Linked DNA regions of Homo sapiens: region 1 is linked to region 2. A link is a loop called in an ENCODE intact Hi-C map of the cell type or tissue named here. Cell type or tissue: GM12878. All regions are shown on one strand. Each heading gives the region's core, and the rest is flanking DNA. Links, peaks and the distances in the headings are about the cores only.

Region 1 (7,781 bases), core at 1,622-6,621, 330 kb after region 2:
TTTTTATAGAGGGTAGATAGTGAAAATATTCAATCAAAGGTCTCTGTGTCTTTTCTAAAAATATAATTAAAAAACCATTGTCCTAAAGATAGCAACAATAGAAACTAGGAACTACTAGAAGAGGCAGGGAGGGAGGGAGGGAGGAGGGAGGGGATAGGTTGAAAAACTGTTGGGTATTATGCTCAGTACTTGGGTGATGGGATCATTCATATACTCCAAACCTCGGCATCACACAATATACTCAGTTAACAAACTTGCATACGTACCCCCTGAATCTAAAATAAAAATTAAAAAATAAAAACCCCCATAAAAATTAAACCAAATAAAAACTTCACTCCACAATTTCAGCTTCTTATTCAAGGAAAACAACAATCTTCTATTGAAATTTACTTTTTTTTGGGGGGGGGTACCAAATTTCTTTATTTGCAGGAATGGTACAAATCAAAGAACTTAAGTGGATGTTTTGGTACAATTTATAGAAAAGGTAAAGGAAACCCCAACATGCATGCACTGCCTTGGTGACCAGGGAAGTCAACCCACGGCTATGGGGAAATTAGCCTGAGGCTTACCTTTCATTGTCACTGTCTCCCCGGGGTGTGCTTGTCGAAGAGATATTCCGCCAAGCCAGATTCGGGCGCTCCCATCTTGTGCAAGTTGGTCACGTGGTCACCCAATTCTTTGATGGCTTTCACCTGCTCATTCAGGTAATGTGTCTCAATGAAGTCACACAAATGGGGGTCATTTTTGTCAGTGGCCAGTTTGTGCAGTTCCAGTGGTGACTGATTCACATTTTTTTCCAAATGTAATGCACACTCCATCTCATTCAGCCCGCTCCCAGTCATCACAGTCTGGTTTCTTGATATCCTGAAGGAAGATTCGGCCACCTCATTGGTTCTGCAGCTTCATCAGTTCCTCAGCATGTTCCCTCTCCTCATGAGATTGGTGAAGAAAGTATTTGGCAAAGTTCTTCAAAGCCACATCATCGTGGTCAAAGTAGTAAGACATGGACAGGTAAACGTAGGAGGCGTAGAGCTCCAGGTTGATCTGGCGGTTGATGGCCGCCTCTGAGTCCTGGTGGTAGTTCTGGCGCACCTGCGAGGTGGACGCGGTCGTCAAGGCGGCGACTAAGGAGAGGCGGCGGCGGTGGCTGCGCGGCCCTGGAGCGGCGGCGGGGACCTTGGGGCAGTCCGAGGGCGCGGTGAAAAGGTGACGGAGGGCTGGCTATGGGTGGCCGGCCGGGGTGGGGGACGAGCGCCGGGTTCCGTCCAAGCACAGTTGAAGCAGGAAACCTCGACGACTCTCGGCGAAGAACGTCTCTGAAATTTACTTTTAAGCAGAGCTTAAACTTATCTTTTATTTGTGCAATTTGAATTTAATTTTTTATTTCTAAAAAATAATTTCCTCCAAAATTTGAGAGGCATAATTCTTTGGAATATCATTTTTCTATTTCATATATGTAAAATAAATCAGTGAAATAAATTATAAGCAAAATTGTTTTTAAAACATTGTCCAATATGTCAGTGTCACATATGTGATGCCGTATGATTAATTTCTTTGTAGCATTCTTACTTTGGAAGAAATATATAGAGCCAACATATTTTCCTTTTCCCCTTGGATACCAGAAAGCTCAGAGGTAAACTTTTTGCTATATTCTGTAGAGAAGTCATTCCATATTCCAGGTCCTGTTATCTCATTCCTTCTAAAGAGTTATCTCATTCGTTCTAAATAATTTGTCTTTTTTAGTTTATACATTTGTTTTTTATTGTTTCATTTCAGTCTATTAATATTGTAAACATCTTTGAATGTGGAAGGGATATAACTTATAAGTTAACCAGCTGGCTCTCTTTAGCTGTTGTCTATTCAAGATGAATGACAGAACTGATCATACTGCACAATTATATTTAGCACATGAAGGTCTCAAAGGATAGTGCCAACATACACTCCCTTTATATCATTATTTATTCAGACTACATTCTCATTTTTAAAAATCCAGACAACAGAAAAACATATGAAACACAAAACATAAGTTCCCTTGTACTACAATACTACTCCTTTCCCCACAACATAAATAAATCGCTTTAAGCAAATTTTTATATGATCTCCCATATCTTATTTTCTGAACATATAATAGCAAATGTATACTCCAAAATAGTATTCTGCTTTACATATAGCTCTGCAACTTGCTCTGTTTCTCCTACAGTTCAGCTTGGATATCTTTCCATGTCAATATATATGAATCTATGTCATTATTTTCAACAGTTACATACAATCTCAATATATGAATGTGTCATTATTTATTTCACCAGTTCTCTACTGAACGTAAGCTCTTTTAAGGAACAACATGGCACAACATGGTATTTCCATGGGGAATGCAGTAAAGAGAAGTTAAAAGTTTATTTCTAAAGACATGACCATCTTACTATTTAGTCTCTCACTTTCAGTCACATTACTAATTGCATGTAGCTCATGGTCCCTCAATAATGAATTTTTAATACTAATAAAATTGAGAGAGCAAAAATGGTAACAACTCAGTAAATGACATTTTAAGCCAACTACACGCTGCCAACACATTTTAAATGAGTATTTTATTTTCCCTTAGTTTACACTTTTAAAAAAATCCATTCCACCCAAATAGCCAGATCAAGTTGCTCAACAGGGATTTTATTTTACAATCAAGTCATCATGTAAGTTTCTAAGACAACTATCTGCCCAATGAATCGAAAGAAGAGCATTATGTGGCTTGGCTCTTACTGTGATCACCTAGCAGCTCACGTTGCAGTTTATAGAAACCTAGTCCTGATCCAAACCAAAACTCTTGGGGTGGCAGGGGTTGAAGGTGGGAACAAGAGGCAAGCTGACACTCACAGAAGACTAGAAGCTTCCCGCAATTACAAGCTTGGCTCATGTTGCCCTAAAAATATGAACTCTTTTCACAAATGTTTATAAAGAGAAAATTTTATATTGCAGGCATCTCCACTGACCAATAAGCTGTTTCTGTTTGGGGAGTAAAAAAATGAAATACAGGCAAACAACTGATTTTGTTTGGGGGAGAATTGTTTTATGTGACCACAAACATCTTGCTGGCTACAGTTTTAACTTGGTGTGTGTGTTTGGGGAAAGATGTTGGGGAAGAGGATGGCATAAGTGCTACATTCACACCCAGGTCTTCTGACTCCTATCCATCCACATCCACTAGTTCCTACATCAATCCATTTAACAAATAAGCACTGCCAGAGCACTTCACTAAACTCACTTTCAAAGCACATATTAAAGAGAAATGGCTTAAACTACTACCAGTTCTGATGTGATTAAGGCATTGATCTAGTGCCACTTTCTTGAACCCCTCAAGCTTCTAAGTTTGGGGAGCAATAATTGACCCCTTTGAGACATAGTAGAAACTGTAGATATTCTCATCATAAAAGGAGAATGCTCATACACATAACATTTTGGACACATTTCAGGAGTTTATGGACCAAATTTAACAAAATGGTATTTATTTCGATGAAAGCAATTCATAGAATGATACAACCAAACGGCATTTTGTCTTCATACCTTTGTATAACATTACATGTAAATGTATTCACAAAGCCAAAACAATCCTTTGTTGGATCTCTCATCCTGCTTTTCAAATCAGAAAATGTCACCTTATAAGAGGCCCCCAAGAAACCCATTCTGAGGGTGTTCCTCTACTGCCATCTTGTGGATTTTCGTTGAAAAAATAAAACGCTACAAGAGTTTTTTCTTCTAATTTTCAAGACCTGCATACCTCTCACCTATGTTTGCCAACTGTTAACATCTGGATACATCCACTCTATTTATCTAAATACACACCCATACCCACACATCCTTTTTTTCCAAATCATACAAAAGTAGGTTGCTTTCATCATGACACTTCACTGCAAAATATTTCAGGATGTATTTTCCAAGAATAAACTGATTCCTATAACCACAATACCAACACACCTAAGAAAGTCACCATGAATTCAATATCATCCAGCATCCAGTCTTCACTAAAATTCCTTCGATTATCCTCCAAAATATCCTTTATAGCTTCTGTTTTTCCAATCCAAGATCCACTCAAGATTCACTCAGAGCATTTGAGTGTCTCTTTAAAGAGTCCAGGTAGGATGTCCTCCATCATACCTCACATTCTAGAATTGCCTCTTTCCTCGCTATGATAGTTAGATCAAACATTTCCAGCAAGAACATCACATAAATGACGTTGTGTACCTTCCTCTTGATCATACTGAAGGCACATCATCAAGCAAAACCACTATTGGCATTGCCAAGCTTGACCACTTGGTTAAAGTGATGACCACCAGACTTTTCCATTGAGAAAGCACATTTTTTCTCTTTAAAAGTAGTCTGTAGAGTGATATTTTGAGACTTATTTTCAACATTTTACCCAGTCATATTAGCATCCTCTGATGATCCTTACCTGAGCCAATTATTACTTTGGGTGTTAAAAAGTATTGCTTTTCTAATTATTTTATTCCTTCTACATTTAGTAGCTGGCATTCTTCTGTTTTAAAAAAAACACACTGGGAATTCTTTTTTCTCCTCTCCTTTTATTTTACTTTGAATATTACCATGAATTTATGGATTTTTTTTTCTTAACTCAATGTACTATAAACTATTACCAAATTTTTTTTATGTTTAAATTATCCCAGACTTGGCCAGTGGGTGTCCCTTCAAGTTGCTTCCTGTGTCCTTATGAAATGTCCCCATCATTCTCTGATCACTTTCTTACTTTCTGGTTGTATTAATCCATTTTCATACTGATATGAAGAAATACCCGAGACTGGGTAATTTATAAAGAAAAAAGAGGTTTAATGGACTCAAGTGCCACATGGCTGGTGTGGCCTCACAATCATGGTGGAAGGCAAAGGAGGAGCAAAGGTATGTCTTACATGGCAGCAGGCAAGAGAGCATGTGCAGGAGAACCGCCCTTTATACAACCATCAGATCTTGTAAGTCTTATTCACTACCATGAGAACAGCAGGGAAAAAAAACCCTTCTCCATGATTCATTTGCCTCCCACTGGGTCCCTCTCACAACATGTGGGGATTATGGGAGCTACAATTCAAGATGAGATTTGGGTGGGGACATAGCCAAACCATATCACTGGTATAGCAAGATATCTATATCTAGGCTCACATTGTGCTTGTACTTTCACTGAAATCAGTAGTTTCTCCAAAGAAACCTGATTAGTTTAAGTAAGAAATGATGCATAGAAACAAATATCTTGGTGTTAGGTATGTATGCTACTACAGGGTCATTACTCCTATATCCAGTCAATCAATGAACAGAGATAGAAATACATACACACACACTCACACACACACACACACACACACACACGCATGCACGTATTTTAATCATGAGTTCAGAGGTCTTCTATGATTGAGTAGCTTGTAGTAGAGATGAATATTTTAACAAGAAAAAGTAGAAAAGGCAGGTTTTTATAAACATTTTTTGAGAAGAAATAAGAAGGCTACTAAGGTAGCCAGGACTTGAGAAACTAGATCCAGAAAGAAGGGAGCTCATTAAGGTGAGCTTACTTCATGGACACTTATTTTCCTCCTTGATGTTTTTGGCATGGAGAATGAGATAAAGAATTTAGCAGAGCAGTTTTAGGTCACCTCTTGGGGCTGGGGAGATTAAAAGTGTTCAGTGGACAATGCAGCTAGGTGTTGAGAGACCAAGCTCTCAGAGAGATAGAAGGGACAGAGAATAGAACCTAGCGCTTGGAACCAGTGTTCTTCTAGAGGCATTTACAGTTTAAACTGTGCAGAAAATTAGGGTAAGAAGCCAATCAGAAAGCATCAACAAAGTAGAGCAAGCAAGCAGGCTCACAATGTTCGAGGGTGAAAAATTGGAGTTCATGACCTTATAAGTAGGAGGAGTTCCAACAAACAACCCTGATTCTTAGTTGGAACTCCTAGAGAGCTACGCCCTAGAAGTGGGAGTAAACCAGAAGCAAACTGGGACATACAAAGACCGCAAATTAGCTTTCAGTTAGCAAAGCCCCAAGTTGAATTACATTTATCTAATTCTCTGCTGCCTGACAGAGGAAAAGGCAATATCCTCTGAAGGAAGATAACATGATCTGGAGTCTCTATATGTTTCATACACAATGTTGGGCATTCAGTCAAAACCATTTTTTATATGACAAAGAGTTGTATTCTTTTAAACTCTGAAGAAACAATAAGAGAAACATAAGCACTTTCATTTTTTAAAACAATCTTCTTTTCAGGTATTAAAGCTTTTCAGAGTTTAAATCAAAACTTCAATCTCATTCTGAATTCAAATCTTCTCTTCAATCTCAGTTTAGGCCTCATCTCTTGGGTCAGAAATAGGCAGGGAGGAGGAGGGTCTAATCCTTCACGTTCTTGATCTATTCAGTAAAAATTACTGACATACAAATAAATAGGAGCAAGAGAAAAAGAGAGAGGCTAGAAACAGAAACAGGTAATATTGGAGTTATCAGACCAAGACTTTAAAATAATTGTGATGAACAGGTTCCACAGAATTGGAATCTACAATAAAAAGCCAAATGGAAGTCTGGAACAGGAAATAAAATAGCTAAAATTAAGAGCTCAACAGATGGATTTAACAGCAGATTGGGCAAAGTTGAAAATGGAATTAGTGCACTAGATAGTATCTAGAATGAAGTGTAGAAGTAAAAAGCATTGATATTGCTGAAAAGGTTGTAAGATATATATATATATAATAGTGGGAAAGACTAATATAAGTGTAGTTGGGGGACCTAAGAAAAGAAGAGCAAGGGAGTTAGGGTAGAAGCAGCCTTAGAGAAAGTGGACAAATTCTTTAAGAAACACAACTCAATAAAATTGAAACAAAAATAAATAGTCCTAGATCTATGAAAGAACTGAAACCTGTTATTAAAAACCTCACCACAAAGTAAAACTCCAGGCTTAAATGGCTTCACTGACAAAGTGTTTCCAACACTTGGAGAGTAAATAACATTAATCTTACACGAATACTTCCAAAAAAAAAAAAAGAGAGAGAAAACATGGAACACTTCTCATCTTGTTTTATGAAGCCACCAAAACCAAAACTTGTAAAGGACATTCCAAGAAATAAAAATCACATTAATAATGTGTGTGTGTGTGTGTGTGTAAATCTAACTTAGTGATATTTAACAATGCTAATATATCACAACCACATGAAGCTTATGGAAAATTAATTCATTTAACTTATAATTTACTATATTAACAGGAAAAAAGGACAGAAAATCATATGATCACCTCACTAGATGCAGAAAAGATATTTAATAAAATTCTACTTTCAGTTGTGATTTGAAAAAAAAAAAAGAAAGCCTCTTAGCAAACTTAGAAGACAAGGGAACTTCCTCAATCTGAAAAAATAGCAGCTACAAAAATCCTACAGCAAACATCATAATTATTGTTAAATTATCTTAAAAATTTCCCCTGAGATCAGGAACAAGATAAGATATCTGTTAGCAACACTTCTATTTGATGTCATACTAGAGATCCTAATCAGCATAATAAGTCAAGGAAGAAAGGAGGGAAAGGTATAAGGATTAGAAGTGAAAAAAATCCAAAAGTATCTACAAAAGTTTTGAATTAATAGCTGTTTTAAGGAGGTTGGTATGAGTTCAAAATATAAAAATCAATTTCATTTATCTAGATCATGAGAGTAAGTACAAATTTTTAAAACTACAATATCTTCCAAAAATAGGCAAATACCTAGAAATAAATCTTTAAAAAGATGTGTAAGGTCTTTACACTAAAAAC
Region 2 (7,781 bases), core at 1,158-6,157:
GTTCTAGTGCAGGTCTTGGTATTTACATCTAAGGACCTTCAGTTGGCCACCTCTTGGGTCTGTTTCCCTACTGGAAGCATGAAGAGCTGGACCAAATACTCTGTACAGGCCATTTCAGCTTGAGTGACTCGTCCTCCTTGCAGCCTCTTTCTATGGGTGGAAGTTTCTGGGATTAATTGGAAAGCTCCTTCTCAGTGCCCAGATGTGAGAGCACTGAAAAGCCCCTTGTCAGGAAGGAGTATATTATTTGACTGTTAAATGGTGTCACAAACACATGCTTCAACAAGGCAAGAGCTCTCTCTCATGCAATGTAAACACTCCCTATCACTGAGAGAGACAGTACATTATCAACATCAGCAGTTTATTGGGTATCAGCATTAGCCACTCAAGCTGAGCTTAACCGACAATTCTTGCAATTCCATATCTTGTCTGATTTTCCCTTTCTAGTTTGCTGTCTTCCCATTGTTCTTTTGCACAGCATGGGAGCTGCTTCTGTTTCTGTTTGTTGCCATAGGAATCGAGTTTCACAGGAGTATGCAAGTGCCCCTGACTCACCTGCTTCTGCAGAAAAGCTATGGGGTATCTGGTCCTTCCAAAGACACCAGGGCTCCAGGTAACCACTCCCTGGTATTAGGAAAAGTAAGCACATAAGATTTACATGGCAATTACATTTGTCAAGGTGCAGGCCATCCATGTTTTCCCTATCTTCCTGAAAACACATATTCCAGTGAGGTACACAGAAGAGGTTTTTGCCCTCCATGCAAAATGGGGTTGCTGTGTATCCCTCTAGAAAATCAAATGAGATAACATACACTTAGAATAGTATCTGGGGTGTAGTTAGTTATCACTCAATGACCATCATTGTTATTTCTGAAGAAAATCAGGTCACATTTTCTGCCACTAAACTTTCAGCCAGCGGTTTTCTTCTAGCTGGCTGAGATGCATTTTGCTGGACTGAGATTTCCATGGATCTGGTGCAAAATTCTAAAAGATGGGGACTGCTTGCCCTTCCTTGCTAGTTCTACTCCACATCATTTCTGCTACAGTGGAACCCACTTTGATTTGGCTTCTGAGTTGATTATTGGTACACAGGCCTTCCCTCTGATAGTTAAAAACATTTGACTGCTGCTTCTGCTTGGACACTGTTGCTATGCTTGGGATTTTTACCCCCAATGGATCTGACCATTCTAGCAAAGTGCAGCCAGTGACAATAAGTAGAACAGAAGGCAAGAGTGATGTATTTTAGAGTATAAATGGGGCCCAAGCCACAGATTTATCATACACGTGTGTCCCTTTTTGCATGTTTTTGGGTTTTTGTGTTATCTTAGTGTTACAAGATGACTGATTTCTTGTGTTCAAAGACTTTACATATGAAATGGGTCATTCCGATGACCCAGCCCAGAGACTCTAGTGATGAATTTGAGCAAGAATGGTCACTGATCTTCCTGAGACGGGCCCCCAAAGGTTAGGGTTTACATTAGACTTCCTGGAATTCTCTGAGAGCCCAGTAAGATTATCACTCATTATATGATCTAAGCCAATCGACAGCCCAAAGCTTCCCATCATCAAGGCCACCTTTATAAAGAACTCTCCTCACTGGGGACTACACATTTTGAAATATTTTGCTATATCAAACAGCATTTATTTATTTGAATAGCCTTCTTTACCACCTGCATTTATGAGGGAGTAATTAAATAAATTTTCCCTTTTAAAGAATTAATTGAAAGGATTGGGTAACTCCCAATTAGTTTCTTGTCAGCATGAGATGCCCTCAAGTTTCTGCAAAATAGAGGTGATACTAGTCATAACCTCAGGGTTGTTATGAGGAGTAAAGGAAGTGGAACAGTGGCTGGCATACAGAAAGTGTTCAGTCAGGGTTAGCTATCATGGCTGTGAAGGTGAGGTTAAAGGATTGATGGACCTGACAGAATCCTTAGCCCAAAGTCAAAGCACTTGTGACTTTGTCTGCCTGCCCGGTCTGAAAGGGAGCGTATGTAAATTCTCTGTCTGGTTGGGAGGATTATTGTTTGTTTCACATTGAGAAAAACTTGTGGACCTCTATTATGCCCTCTAGACCTCTAGGTGTCCAGGGAATGACCTAGGCTCCTTCTCAAGCCAGTCTTTTCAGGCTCTACAATTTGAGGTTAAAAATACAATTAGTATTTTTGTTCCCTAAGACACAGAAGACAACTGCCTTTAATTTGTTCTAAAGTGCTTTCTTTCAGTTTCAGGATGTGTACAAGGCATACTGGGAAGGAAGTTTTTCTTTCACTTTAGCAACCCAGGACTTAATGAGTAAAGCCAGCATGACCTATTTATAACTTGCAAAGGCGGCGGGGTAGTATGTAGGGTAATTAGAGACATAAGCTTTGAGTCATGCAGACGTGGCTTCTCTCCCTGACCCTGTCACTCACTGGCTCTGTGACTTTGGTCAAGTCCCTTTCACTCTCTGAGACTGTTTCGTCACCTACGAAGTGTAGGTTATATTAATACCTATCTCATACGAATGTACAACAGGTAGAGGACACACATAGAAGGGGGAGAGAGAGGTATCCGTGCCATCCTTGTTTTCTTTCTGCTCATTAGCATACCCAGGATCATTTCCCCTCTCAGCCTTTCCCATTCCAGGTTAACAAATCCAAACCTCTACAATGTGTCTAGTCAAAAGACAAAAGGTAGGATGGCATTTTGGTTAACATGAGTCTCATTTCATCTGAGAAAAGGAAGGTAAGCTGGGAACAGATTAAAGCAAACTAGCTATGAGACAGGCAGGCTGGTTGGTTCCCTGTTTTAATATGGTCTGGAGTAAAAGAATGCAAGTTCCTTACTCAAGCTGTAGCTTACCTAACTCTCAACCAATCAGTAATAAAAGACCCAAGAAGCTGTTAACCACAAATTCCTGCTTCGGGGGCTAGGGACTTCCCCAGGGCCCTGCATGTGCAGTTAGAGTTAAACTTCGAACTACAGTTACCCCTTCCTTATTTTAATGTTAAAAATCATGCCCAGAGGTGGAGATGTAAAATGCTAATTCTACATATGATGTATGAAAAAGCATGTTGAGCCAATGCACAAGCACTAGAAAAATCCCTCCTACTCCTATACATGCTCGAATGTAATACTTTCCTGTAGAAAACTCCTGTAAACCTAACTCACAGACTACCCTCGATAAGCAACCCATTTCTTTTCCCTTCTTGGTGCTGACTCCCCTGTGCACAAGCGGAATAAACTTTCCTTTGCTGCTATGTTTGGTTATCTCTTTTGGTTTCTATCCTGGGCAATCACAAGAATCCATGATGCTGGTAACATTTTGTGGCACCCCAGGTGAGGCTCTCCTTTTAGGTCCCAGGAGAGTGAGTGAGATTGCCCAGAGGATGGAGGTGTCTGACCAGACATGAACAAAAGCTGGCACTCTGGACCACTGTTTCAGTGTTAGCGCCTTGGTGAATCAGATCCAGACTCTGAGTGTGTCCCCGTTCCCTTTCATTCATCTTCTATCTTCCCTTTGCTTTCCTTTTTTTCCCTTCACCTTCTTCCTTTTCAGTCTGTTTTGACTCTTCAGGAGTCCTGGTGTTTAATTAATCAGCTCTTGGAACCCTGGTTTCAGTTTCTGTTTGGCCAATGGGAGTGATTCCTATTTACCCATCTGGTATTTTGTTTGGGTAGCTGGAGTGAATCTGGCTCAGCTTTCTGGTATTGAGCTGAAAAATTGTCCCCTGTTCGTGAGCTGGCTAAAAAGTAGTCAGCAACCTGGAGTTCCCTTTTGTCTCAGACTTTGAAATTTCTCAGTACTTTCCTCAATTTTTGTCTTCTTTATGGGGTCTGGAAACTGGAAATCTGTTTTGTCATTTGTCTAAGTGAAAATGTACTTCCTTTGATGGTCTTTGTTGCATGTGAGCCTGACCCTTCACAATTCCTGGGAGAAGGCCTTACTCACTAGACCAGATCACCACTTTACTTTTTTGGTTTGTCTAGTCCATCATGTTATCTCTTGATAGAGTCAGTGCCAATGAATGTAAATATACAGTAGGTTCTACTTAGAGCTGGTGCAAAATCTACAACCTATTAGATTTTGAGGGCTGTGGCCAGAAAATTTGAGAGCTAGAGTCTCTCAAGCTCCCTCAGTCAGCTCCCTTCCCTCTGTCCTCCTTGTCTTGCCTGGTTCTCACCAGGTTTCTGAGGGTCTGGGTTGGGTGGGAAGAAGAGGGGTTTGTCAGAGCCAAGGGTTCCATCCCTCACCAGGCTACTTAATCATAGGACACCAGGTCTACCACGGAAAACACTGCAGGCATACCAAAAGATTTCTCCCTAGGATGCATCCTGAGTAATTGAGATGAATTTGAATTGGATAATCTAAAGAAAAAGAAGCTGATGTTTCTCTGTAATGTTGCTTGGCTTTGGAATCCCCAGGGGGACAAAGAGACACAGCCTAGGAATGGGGTCTTTGAGTTATAACACTATTTACAATTGAAATTGTATTGCAGAAAATTTCTAATAAATGCATTGAGATCCCATATGTGCTGGCTTTTATAAAATTAAACCAGGATCCAAAACTCCGGGACTCCTGCAGAGTCTGTGTGGCATCTCTTAAACAGTTGAAAGAGGAGCCAATTTCTGCTTTAGACTTTGACCCTGTAGATGCTGTCTTCTCAACACCTCTCCAGGGGAAGGCAGGAGCAATGAGTCCTTCTGCCCTGGTGGGTCCTCCTTCCTCTCACTCTGAGCCTCCTCCATATTAGGCTGGGTCAGGAAGGACTTCCCCTTCCACTTCCCAACAACCTCCAATGCTATTCCCAATGGGGCTCTGATCAGGTTCCAAGCTTGCACCTTCCTTTACTTCTCCACCAGCTCAGAGATACTTTCCCCTCTGGGAGGTAACAGATGGCGCTGGAAGGACAGTTTGGATACATGTACCCTTTTCTTTTTTTAAAAAAAAATAGAAGTGGTACCTGACTTCAAACTATACTACAAGGCTACAGTAACCAAAACGGCATGATACTGTTACCAAAACAGAGACATAGATCAATGGAACAGAACAGAGCCCTCAGAAATAACGCTGCATGTCTACAACTATCTGATCTTTGACAAACCTGAGAAAAACAAGCAATGGGGAAAGGATTCCCTATTTAATAAATGGTGCTGGGAAAACTGGTTAGCCATATGTAGAAAGCTGAAACTGGATCCCTTCCTTACACCTTATACAAAAATTAATTCAAGATGGATTAAAGACTTAAACGTTAGACCTAAAACCATAAAAACCCTAGAAGAAAACTTAGGCATTACCATTCAGGACATAGGCGTGGGCAAGGACTTCATGTCTACAACACCAAAAGCAATGGCAACAAAAGACAAAATTGACAAATGGGATCTAATTCAACTAAAGAGCTTCTGCACGGCAAAAGAAACTACCATCAGAGTGAACAGGCAACCTACAAAATGGGAGAAAATTTTCGCAACCTACTCATCTGACAAAGGGCTAATATCCAGAATCTACAATGAACTCAAACAAATTTACAAGAAAAAAACAAACAACCCCATCAAAAAGTGGGCGAAGGACATGAACAGACACTTCTCAAAAGAAGACATTTATGCAGCCAAAAAACACATGAAAAAATGCTCACCATCCCTGGCCATCAGAGAAATGCAAATCAAAACCACAATGAGATACCATCTGACACCAGTTAGAATGGCAATCATTAAAAAGTCAGGAAACAACAGGTGCTGGAAAGGATGTGGAGAAATAGGAACACTTTTACACTGTTGGTGGGACTGTAAACTAGTTCAACCCTTGTAGAAGTCAGTGTGGTGATTCCTCAGGGATCTAGAACTAGAAATACCATTTGACCCAGCCATCCCATTACTGGGTATATACCCAAAGGACTATAAATCATGCTGCTATAAAGACACATGCACACGTATGTTTATTGCGGCACTATTCACAATAGCAAAGACTTGGAACCAACCCAAATGTCCAACAATGATAGACTGGATCAAGAAAATGTGGCACATATACACCATGGAATACTATGTAGCCATAAAAAATGATGAGTTCATGTCCTTTGTAGGGACATGGATGAAATTGGAAATCATCATTCTCAGTAAACTATCGCAAGAACAAAAAACCAAACACCACATATTCTCACTCATAGGTGGGAATTGAACAGTGAGAACACATGGACACAGGAAGGGGAACATCACTATCTGGGGACTGTTGTGGGGTGGGGGGAGGGGGGAGGGATAGCTTTAGGAGATATACCTAATGCTAAATGACGAGTTAATGGGTGCAGCACACCAGCACAGCACATGTATACATATGTAACTAACCTGCACATTGTGCACGTGTACCCTAAAACTTAAAGTATAATAATAATAAAATAAAATAAATAGATTTTAACTTTTATTATTATTGAGTTGAATGAGTTTTTTATACATTCTTAATACAATTCTTAGCAAGTTTATAATACACAAATATTTTCTACAGGTCTGTAGTGTGTCTTTTAATATCTTTTTTTTTTTTTTTTTTTTTTTTTTAGACAGAGTCTTGCTCTATCCCCCAGGCTAGAGTGCAGTGGCGCAATCTCAGCTCACTGCAAGCTCTGCCTCCCGGGTTCACACCATTCTCTTGCCTCAGCCTCCTGAGTAGCTGGGACTACAGGTGCCCGCCACCACGTCAGGTAATTTGTTTTGTATTTTTAGTAGAGACGGGGTTTCACCGTGTTAGCCAGGATGGTCTCAATCTCCTGACCTCGTGATCCGCCCACCTCAGTCTCCCAAAGGGCTGGGATTACAGGTGTGAGCCACTGCACCCAGCCTTTTTTTTTTTAACTTTTATTTTAGGTTTGGGGGTACATATGAAAGTTTGTTACATAGGTAAACACATGTCACGGGGCTTTGATATACATATCATTTCATCACTCAGGTATTAAGCCTAGTACACAATAGTTAATTGTTCCTTTCCTTTCCCTCCTCTCACCCTCCACTCTTTGACAGGCCCCAGGGCATGTTGTTCACATCTATGTGTCCATGTGTTTTCATCATTAAGCTCCCACTTATAAGTGAGAACATGTGGTATTTGGTTTTCTGTTCCTCTGTTTTTTTGCTAAGGATAATGGCCTCCAGCTCCATCTATGTCCCTACAGAGGATATGATCTCATTCCTTTTTCATGGCTGCATAGTATTCCAAGGTGTATATGCACCACATTTTCTTTATCCAAGCTGGTCATTGATGGGCATTTAAGTTGCTTCCATGTCTTTGCTATTGTGAATAGCACCGCAATGAACATACGCATGCATGTATCTTTATAATAGAACGATTTATATTCCTTTGGGTATATACTCAGTAATAGGATTGCTGGGTCAAATGGTATTTCTGCTTCTAGGTCTTTGTGGAATCACCACATTGTCTTCCACAATGGTTGAAATAATTTACACTCCCACCAACAATGTAAAAGTGTTCCTTATTCTTGGTAACCTTGCCAGTATCTGTTATTTTTTGACTTTTTAATAATCACCATTCTGACTGGCATGAGATGGTATTTCATTGTGGATTTGATTTGCATTTCTCTAATGATCAATAATGTTGAGCTTTCTTTCACATGTTTTTTGGCCACATGAATGTATTCTTTCGAGAAGTGTCTGTTCATGTCCTTTGTCCACTTTTTAATGGGGTTGTTTTTGTCTTGTAAATTTGTTTAAGTCCCTTATAGATGCTGCATATTAGACTTTTGTCACATGCATAGTTTGCAAATATTTTCTCCCACTCTCTAGGTTGTCTGTTCACTCTG

Evidence for each region. Hi-C counts contacts between places; a loop is a spot of excess contacts. Peaks named below come from ENCODE experiments on the same cell type or tissue, not always from the same donor. Only the 100,000 strongest peaks of a DNase experiment are listed, where the experiment ranks them.
Region 1: it touches region 2 in a loop (2.1-fold over the local background); 1 of 110 quality-filtered maps calls a loop at or near these places.

The regions. Positions count from the first base shown.
Region 1 is chrX:148,045,547-148,053,327 of GRCh38, reverse strand. It overlaps the pseudogene FTH1P8. Among named protein-coding and RNA genes, the nearest start is that of FMR1NB, 68 kb to the right of the region's middle. In GM12878, for the core only: a CTCF peak has its summit at 3,697 (motif pointing left); no DNase peak of the experiment used is centred there.
Region 2 is chrX:148,375,918-148,383,698 of GRCh38, reverse strand. No RefSeq gene overlaps it. Among named protein-coding and RNA genes, the nearest start is that of AFF2, 120 kb to the left of the region's middle. RefSeq lists an enhancer at 2,148-2,237. In GM12878, for the core only: a CTCF peak has its summit at 3,375 (motif pointing right); DNase peaks (open chromatin) are centred at 2,008, 2,328 and 2,848; H3K4me3 peaks cover 1,291 bases; H3K27ac peaks cover 990 bases.